Linked DNA regions of Homo sapiens: region 1 is linked to region 2. A link is a contact called in ENCODE Hi-C or POLR2A ChIA-PET data. All regions are on one chromosome and are shown on one strand. The core of a region is the stretch at or near the end of the contact, and the rest is flanking DNA. Distances in the headings are between cores, read along the strand shown.

What was found. Hi-C counts contacts between places; a loop is a spot of excess contacts on that map. ChIA-PET counts read pairs that join two places held with the same protein, here RNA polymerase II (POLR2A). Pooled maps may share reads with other maps.
Region 1: a map of naive thymus-derived CD4-positive, alpha-beta T cell shows a loop between it and region 2 (11-fold over the local background). The contact joins two enhancer-like sites. A Hi-C loop is called at or near these places in 1 of 168 maps with a recorded cell type or tissue (naive thymus-derived CD4-positive, alpha-beta T cell) and 8 of 50 pooled maps. POLR2A ChIA-PET finds 5 or more read pairs at or near these places in 1 of 52 experiments (activated CD4-positive, alpha-beta T cell).

Annotation. Positions count from the first base shown.
Region 1 is chr15:99,210,839-99,215,402 of GRCh38, reverse strand. The region is part of intron 8 of TTC23 (tetratricopeptide repeat domain 23); the gene reads left to right. Among named protein-coding and RNA genes, the nearest start is that of TTC23, 36 kb to the left of the region's middle. RefSeq lists an enhancer at 633-1,133 and a silencer at 3,213-3,413. Within about 2 kb of position 2,787, at least 6 of the 41 ENCODE cell types and tissues checked have a DNase peak (open chromatin) inside an H3K27ac peak, as active enhancers do.
Region 2 is chr15:99,702,524-99,707,502 of GRCh38, reverse strand. MEF2A (myocyte enhancer factor 2A) reads right to left here. Exons shown (of 12, transcript NM_001319206.4): 9 at 4,118-4,141; 10 at 648-774. Among named protein-coding and RNA genes, the nearest start is that of LYSMD4, 28 kb to the left of the region's middle. Within about 2 kb of position 3,727, at least 13 of the 41 ENCODE cell types and tissues checked have a DNase peak (open chromatin) inside an H3K27ac peak, as active enhancers do.

The DNA.
Region 1 (4,564 bases), core at 1,538-4,037, 490 kb after region 2:
ATTAGAATCTAATTGTAAATTAATCATTTAACCACTTCCTGAACAATGCAAGGACCTTTGAGCGTGCCAGCACTCTTTATCCTCTCTGCTTGGTGCTGTGTTGTCCTGTATTTAAATCACATGTATCTTATACTACAGACAATATTTGTAATACGTACAACTGACAAAGGGCTTATATCTGAAGTCTACAAAGAACCCTTATATATCAGTTAAACAAACACATAACTGGATAGAAAGATGGGCAGGAGGTCAGGCACGGTGGCTCATGCCTGTAATCCCAGCACTTTGGGAGGCCGAGGCGGGTGGATCACCCAAGGTCAGAAGTTCAAGACCAGCCTAGCTAACATGGCGAGACCCTGTCTCTACTAAAAATACAAAAATTAGCTGGGCCTGATGGTGGGCACCTGTAATCCCAGCTACTCGGGAGGCTGAGGCAGGAGAATTGCTTGAACCCGAGAGGCAGAGGTTGCTGTGAGCCAAGATCGCGCCATTGCACTCCAGCCTGGGCAACAAGAGAGAAACTCCATCTCAAAAAAAAAAAAAAAAAAAAGGAGAAAAGAAAGATGGGCAGGAAACTTTTCCCAAAAAAAGAACACCCGCATAGCAAATAAACCTATCAAAAGGTGTTCCACCTTATCAGTTATCAGAAAATGAAAACTAGAATCATAAGATATGGCTGGGTGTGGTGGCTCACACCTGTAATCCCAGCGCTTTGAGAGGCTGAGGTGGAAGAATAGCTTGAGCCCTGGAGCTCAAGACCAGCCTAGGCAAGATGGGGAGACCCCCATCTCTACAAAAATATTTTTTAATTTATCCAAGTGTGGTGGTGCTCACCTATAGTCCTAGCTACTCAGGAGACTGAGGTGGGAGGATCTCTTTTTTTTTTTTTTTTTTTGAGATGCAGTCTCACTCTGTCACCCAGGCTGGAGTGCAATGGCGCGATCTCGGCTCACTGCAAGTTCTACCTTCCCGGGTTCACGCCATTCTCCTGCCTCAGCTCCCGAGTAGTGGGGACTACAGGCACCCACCACCACGCCTGGCTAATTTTTTGTATTTTTTAGTAGAGACGGTGTTTCACCGTGTTAGCCAGGATGGTCTCGATCTCTTGACCTTGTGATGTGCCCACCTCGGCCTCCCAAAGTGCTGGGATTACAGGCGTGAGCCACCGCACCCGGCCGGGAGGATCTCTTGAGCCCAGGAATTTGAGTTTGCAGTGAGCTGTGCAACACCACTGCACTCCAGCCTGGATGACAAAGCAAAACTCTGTCTCTTTAAATAAATAAATAAATAAGATACTCTTACATTCCCACTAGAATGGCTAAAAAAATTTTAAGACTACTAATAGCAAACATTTGGAAGGATGTGATTCTCTGATATGCTCTCTCATATACCATTGTTTCAAATATATTTGGTGTAACTACTTTAGAAAACTATTTGGCATTGTCTCCTAAATTTAAACATTTGCATACCTTTTGACCCAGCAGTATCACTACTAAATTATACACCCAATAGAAATGCATGCATGTTTTCACCAAAAGACATAGCCAAGAATATTCAAAGCTACATTATTTGTAATAGCCAAGAGTTGGAAACAGCCTAAATGTTCACCAAAAGTAAAACAGAAAAAATGTGATGTTAATATAAATAAAATGATTAAAACTACTCCTATGCTTAACAGCATGAATGGCTCTCACAATGTGTAGTGAAAGAAGCCAGATGCAAAAGAATCATACTGTACAATTCCATTTATATAACTGGAGGAGGAAGAAGGTTGTTAGTGACTGGGAAGGCTTTACCAGTCCAGAATCCCTTCCTGCCAGAAATTAGGTATTCTGTCTTATAAGATAGGAAATACACAATTCAGAGCTCCAAGATATAATATTTGTTGCATCTGTTGAGACCTAATATATCAGTATTTAACATTGAGCAGTGTTGCTATAAAAAAGAGTAAATGATCCTCTGGCACCTCCTCTGAGTGCTTTCCAAATTAGCAACACCAAGCCTTGCCAGCAGATGGCGGGCCCTGTACACATCTAGGCTGAATAGCCAACAAGAATTTAAGTTAATATTCCAGACTATTCTACAAAGTTACTTTTGTGTTTAGCCAAGTTGTTTCAAACTTTGCTACTTCTTTTCATCCTAATTCTTCACCCTGATATAATCACCACAATGTGCATGTTTAAACTGTATAATTTTCATTCAATTACTTTGCTTCATTTCCTTATTGAAATGTATTTTGTCCAAATTTATCTGCTTTAGAAATTAACAAGGTGTTTTGGATTTATGCACTTCTGTAGGTAAGCTTGAACCATGAGGGCCTTTTCTTTTGCCAGGTCTTGGAAGTGGAAGGCCAAGATAATTTCTCAGGCAGCGCTCATTGGATTTATGTCCCCCCCTTTTTTTTTTTTTTTTTTTTTTGAGATAGGGTCTTACTCTGTTGCTCTGGCTGGAGTACAGTTTCACAGTGACAGCTCACGGCAGCCTTGACCTCCTGGGCTCAAGCAGTCCTCCCCTCTCAGCCTCTTGACTAGCTGGGACTACAGGCACGTGCCACTGCACCCAGCTAATTTTATTTTTTTGTAGAGACAGGGTCTTACTACTATATTGCCCAGGCTGGGCTCAAGCGATCCTCCTGTCTCGGCCTCCCAAAGTGTTAGAATTACAGGCATGAACCACTGCACTCAGTCCTATGTCCCTCTTAAAAGGATATCTTTTAGTGTATCATCTTCCTGCCCTGCCTGTCCTTTTATGGTGCCCATCGCAACAGCCCAGTGCCTTTCTCCCTGGGCTGACAGATAAGTGCCGCGGGGTGACTCATGCTCCATGCCTCCCATCCCTGACTATGGCCTGAAACTTCTCTCCTTCTTCCTCTCCTCTGTTCCGGTGCTACTTCGTACAGTAATGGTTTGTTAACTTTGGAGAGTGAATCCAAATCATGTATTCTTATGTGCACAGTTATATTTCTTTAAATCTGGTAAAGAAAGTCACTTACAAAAAGGGGCAAATTTATCCCCAGTGTTAAGAATTATTTTCTATCCTGGTTATTGATAGATGCCCAGAGAGAAATAGTTGTCTTTGTATATACAGGCATATGCCATTGCACATGCATGCACACACACACACACACACACACACACACACATCCCTCTTTAAATTATCTTTCTATGCAGCATGATGATGACCTATTGAGACTATTGCTCCAGAACATGTGATTTTCCCCCAGCTCTCTCTGACTGCTTGACATGTCCTTGAAGTCTCCCACAGCATGTCCAGCGAACACTTTGCCTGGCATGACTGTGCTGAACTAACTCAGGAATGAGTAAACACTTTTATTTCCTCAGAGCATCAACAAGACGCCTCCCAAGTATTTCTAAGCAGTGTGCCATGGTGTCATTAACAATGTAGGCTCTGGGCCGGCATGATGGCTCATGCCTGTAATCCCAACACTGGGAGGCTGAGATGGGAGGATCGCTTGAGGCCCGGAGTTCAAGACCAGCCTGGTCAACATGGTGAATCCCCATCTCTATTAAAAACAAAAAAATGTAGTCTTTGGAGTCAGAAGCCCTGGGTTCAAATCAGTGTTTGTTCAAACTTCCCAGCTGTAGAACTTGGGTAGATCTTGTGCTTCCTGGGAGCCTCACTCTCCTCTCCTGTTGAAGTGAAAATAATAAGACCTCCAGGGGTTGCTGTGAAGATTAAAAAGATATTACTTTAAAGCATCTAGGTGCATGGGAGACCCTCAGAAGCAAGAAAGCAAGAAAGAAAAGGGCAATATAATTATCATTATGATCTAATTGAACATTTTCCTTTCTGCTGTTTCATCCCAGAGGTGATTTTAAATCAGGTACTTATATCACATATTAAGGTTTTGTACTTCAAGACTGCCCTTGGTGTGCAATTTTTTTCTGCATTTTTTCCCTGTGCCTTGGGAAGGCTACATTTTGTTTTCTTTGCTCTCATGAATCATCTAAGCTAAAATCAGACAATTGTATATACTTACTTCTTCTTTTTTTTTGTTTGTTTGTTTTTTGTCTTTGAGACTCTCTGTCACCCAGGCTGGAGTGCAGTGGCGTGATCTTGACTCACTGCAACATCCACCTCCCAGGTTCAAGCGATTCTCCTGCCTCAGCCTCCCAAGTAGCTGGGATTACACATGTGTGCCACCACGCCCAGCTAATTTTTGTATTTTTAGTAGAGACAGTGTTTCACCATGTTGACCAGGCTGGTCTCAAACTCCTGACCTCAAGTGATCCACCTGTTTTGGCCTCCCAAAGTGCTGGGATTACAGGCATGAGCCACTGCACCCAACCTGTATATTCTTATTTCCTTAAGCTTGATTTTGTTTCTTTGTCTTGCTCTCTCTTGATTCATTGAAGTTGTGAGGTTTGGAAAGTTATTCTAACACAAGTTTTCCAAAAGGAAAGGGGATGGGGAAGATTTCTCCCTTAACTCGTACTTACTAGGAAGGAGGAGAAAATAATGGAGAAGTGATGTGGCAAGGGGAACAGAATATGTATCTACCTGCCATCACCTCATTGAGATGATGGGGTTCTACTTAGTTCCA
Region 2 (4,979 bases), core at 2,478-4,977:
AACCCCAAATTAGGGCATTTTAAGATGAAATGCCTAAATAAACATAAATGAAGGAAAAGCTCCCCTCAAAGGCAGAGTGACTGGCTCCGAGGAGAAATCAGAACAGCCCTTGTTTTGCCCCTCAGGTGCACATGACATGGACCAAGCTAGTGGTTACAGGGAGGAAAACAGCCTGTTCGACACAGCCAAACGTCGGCCACCTCCTGAAGTCTCAGGTCCAAAGGGATTCATGTCTTTCCCAAAGCAGGTTAACACAGCATAAAGACAAACATCTTATTTTAAAAGCCTGGAAAAGCGTGATACTGTATGAAGAGAAACTACATCAGCAATACTCAAGCAACAGGCTGCTCCCCTCTTGGCTTGATGCATGTCACCATTTTGCTATCATCCACGTGGCTTTGTGTCAGGGGTTAAGTGAAAGTTCACACTGGAGAAGCCGGAATAACTTACTCATCGCACTATCCACACTATCCATTTTGTTTGTAATTTTTTCAAGGCTAGCACATTGAAAAATACATCCTAATTTAAATCTAAAAAACTGGAAATAGTTTATTTCAATAAATATACTTAAAAAAAATCACAGAAGCACACGTTGATCACAAAACAGAGAGCGGTAAAACCTACGGAAGGCACCAGAGCAGGCTCACCAGTGTTGTAGGCAGTCGGCATTGCTGAGTACACAAGTCCTTGCGGAGGCAAGCTTGGGGTTGTCACAGACACGACTGGGGTAGCAAGAGGTTGAGTGGCTTGAGAACTACTGATCCTCTGGGTATTCTGTGAGATCAAAAAAGAGAAAATGTGTTCTGATGTGGTATTTATGTTGACTTAAAAATCACTTTCAATTTAAGTGACATTTTTCACAGTTTCATATGAATGTCATTTTCTGAAGCACTGATGATGTGAAAACTTCAAAAATACTAGTGAGAATAACTAAATATTTAATTTGAAGGGTCCTATTTTTACATTAATTCTTTTAAAATAGTTGATTAGTGTCAGACACCCCACGTTAAAATAGGAACTTCTGTTACAGGCATTAGCACTTCTATTTGTTGCACAAAATGAGGACTTGATGCCACTACAAATACTGTCAGACTCCCCTAAATGAAGTATGTGTAGGTTTTAAATACCTGATGATGGCAAAGGTCATCTGTATATATAGGGATTGTACGTCTATGAGTATAGGAATCAAAACTACTTTTCTTTGCGGTATTATTTACGTGTTAACACGGTTTGAAGTCATGGCTTATTGGGTGCAGCTTGTATTCTTATTTCTTTCTCTCCAATCATGCAGTTGACCTATTTTTTAACAACAGATTCGGACATGTATCCCTTCATAGTCCCCTGGCCTTCTGTAGCAGAGGCTTTGAGTAGAGAATTTTGAATCAAGTACTGCCGACAGGGCAGTGGAAGAGCAATATTAAATGCTTTTTGCCAACTGGATGCATCTGTGTAGCATCCTATCCATGCTGGGAATGGATAAAAAAAATTCAACTATTAAATAATCCAGTTAGTCTAAGACAGTCATTGTCCTTAACGTGTAGGAGTACGACAGAAGCAGTTTCTCGCCAAACTGGCTTAAGGTAACGGTTTTTGAAAATCAAAGATCAGAGGAACACAACAGACTCTGTGTCACTAGCACATAAGAAAGCCACAGCACAACTCTATTTGTTTTTTATAAATTATGTTACAGCCTGATAACTGACATTCGGGGGTCTGAGCCAAATCAGTAAAGTATAATTCAGTGCCTTTGAGATTATGAAGAGTTAGAATGTGATTCCATTTTCTCTATCACAATTTTCAAAAGGGTACATCAGACAAAAAGGCCTTTGGCTAGATGTAGACACTTACAAACATTCGATGAGGATCCTGATCTCAGTTTATTTCTTTTTAATTTCTACTTTCTAACCTAGGTTAGAAGATGTGAGAAAGATCATGTGGATGTGGATGTATTGCCTGAGTTTCTGTCCCAGATTCACCATTTCCTAGGCATTGGGAAAATAATTTGACCTCTCTGAACTTCTTCATTGTCAAATAAAGAAGATATAGCAATCTTTGTCCTGGCTGCCTTGCACAGCTACTGTGAGAATCAAATGAGGTTACTATGTCAGAAGTGCTTTCATAACTGAAGTACTACACAAATATAAGATAATATCCTTATTGTCCTAAGAAACCCTCTGTCCCAAATTTCTATATAACTGGTGGGAAAAAAGATACATATTTTTATTCCTTCTAATCCATAGCCTAGTCTACTGCAGCTTTCATGAAGTCAAGTTGTTCTAGTATTGCTCGGCTTCTAAAGGAATCTGTCGCTGGTCTTAACAGTACAGTCTTTAGTGCAGGCCCCAGGGCACCTGTCCTTCTGCACTTCGGATCAGAGTCATCCACAATTATACTTTAGAGCTCAAGGCAAGCTGAACAACTTTCTAAGTTGTAACGGACTGTGCTTCTGATTATATTTTGGTTCTGGCACATAAAGTTCTGCATTTTTAATTGATTAAGTTTTAAATAATATAAATGGCTGTTTATAAGTTTTTAGGTATGTATTTTAAAGTCTTCAAGGACCTAATATATTTATCTCTGAGGTTCTGTAATTACAGATGTACTCTGAGGAATGTGGAAAATCAATGTATGCCAGTTCGGAATATATTTTAGTCTCAGCATCAAGTTTATAAATTTAATGACTTTTCGAGATAGAGATCTACTTTGGACTTAATTTCTTCTTTAATATTTAGTCTGGAACTTCATAAGTCCAATCACTAGGTGAAAGAATACAGTATGACATAGTTTGGCCTGGACCCTACCTACTCCATGGCATCATCTTCATGCAATCTCCTGGCATGTCTTCAAAAGCAGTGAAGACTTCAAACACTAGTTCCACTCATCTAAGCTCCTCATCTCAACGGCACTGAGTTCTACAAGAGTGAGTGATTTTCAGAACCACAAGAGGGCAGTATAGTGCTAGATAATTCATGGACGCATTCACAACTCCTTGAACAGTGAGGTCTAACCTAAGGTGAATTATTTTAGCTTGAATTATAAACTCTCATTTACTGATCATTATGGTATCATTAAGTAAAGTGTTTCTCCAAAAGATATTCATAATATAATTCAAAACATTTACAGCTGACTAGAATATTTCAGTTGGCCAATACAAAACTACACCCAAAACTGTGAGTGATCACAAAGCTAAATAAAGAACAATCTCGTATTTTAAGGGGAACAGATAACCTTCTTTGAAAAGAAAACAAACTGTGCAAAACACACCAGCATGCATAAACATGGAATATTAAAACCAACGGATGCCTTCCTCCCCCATGCTTTCATGCACTCTTAACCTTTGTCCATGCTAAGAAACATTTTCAAGTTTTTATTCCCCTTAAAGTCCTTTAATTAGCAGCTGACTTTGAAATTATATGATGACTCCTGTGAGGTTTTGGTTTTAGTTCCTAAAGAAGAAATAGATCAACTGCAAGCTGCTTTTAGTCAAGTTTATTTTCTAGAGGAAAAGCCAACAGAAAACGTTTGTTTTGGAAAAAGGGCAATAGTTGCTTTTAAGAAAAGAGCGCCTTCTGATAGAAAAGTAAACTTATATACACATTCAATTACAGACATTCCTTTTAGTAAACAGGGAACCCCCTTGTGGTTCAGGCTGTATCATGCAGGATGAAATAATTCCAACGCTGAAAAAGGTGACCTCACCAAAAATGATGTAATCTTTTTGAAAGAGAAACAACACAACATCGTGTGTTACAATCTGAGGAACTTCGAGGGTGAAGTCATTTTCTAAAAATATTTCAATAATTTGGAGAGCTATATAAGGTATTTTGTATCTTTCCTTAAAAAAAAAATTAACAAGTATCCTATGCTCATGGACAGCTACTGTTTTTAAAGGCTCTATTCCAATGTTCCCTCCAACAAATAAAATGGGTCAACACATACAATTATAAATAGAAAAACTAGAGTCTGTAGTACCAGTAGATTGCTTTATTCAAAGTGTTTGAATAGTGTTTAAAAAAATTTGTGTAACAAAGGGAACATTGGTTAGATAACAACACGTAAGAGAATTAGTACTTTCTACATCTTTTTCAACTTCCTTCAAGCAGAAACCCACACTCACCAACTCCAATTCCTCTTCCTCCGACTGTACTCAGCACATAAGAGGGATAAGAGAGTTACTAAGACTGTTGGTACTCACAAACAAAATATTTCTTTAGAAAAAACATATTTGGACACTAGCAGCTGTCTGGAACTCTAAAGAGACGATTATATACACAACAGATAGAAATATAAATTACTTGTCTCTACTTGTTGAGTTTTCAAAAGACTAGAAAAATTATTTTAAATTCTCTAGGGCCAGTATTCAAAGACACCCTCCTACCCCAACTTGGTCTGCTCTCATGCTGGCCTCTTATACATAGTCATGCTACTGCAACAGTATTTAAAAGGGGTTCCTCATCATGCTATCGATCTGTATTTGGAACTGTGAGAATATCAACTCTGTACTTGTAACTCTGTATCTTAATCACCCTACTATTACCCCACCTGGTGATACATGTTATCTATCTCCTACTGAATTCTGCTTCTTGGCAGAAAGAAACTGCTGTATGTTTTATTTCCCGCAGGAGCTAGCAGTTATAAAACAACAGGAACACAAACATTTGTTAATAAATACATGAGTTTTAAATACCAGTTTTATATATGTTTATCATTTGCAAATATATTTTCATGTGAATAAAATGACTTCAATGGAGAAAAACCACATATTTGAAGAAAATGAGACTGAAGGAGAAATGAATTCATAAGTCATGTAAAGAAAAGAAATAAGGCTGGGCACGGTGGCTCACGTCAGGAGTTCAAGACCAGCCTGGCCAAGATGGTGAAACCTTGTCTCTACTAAAACTACAAAAATTAGCCAGGTGCGGTGGCAGGTGCCTATAATCCCAGCTACTCAGGAGACTGAGGCAGGAGAATTGCTTGAA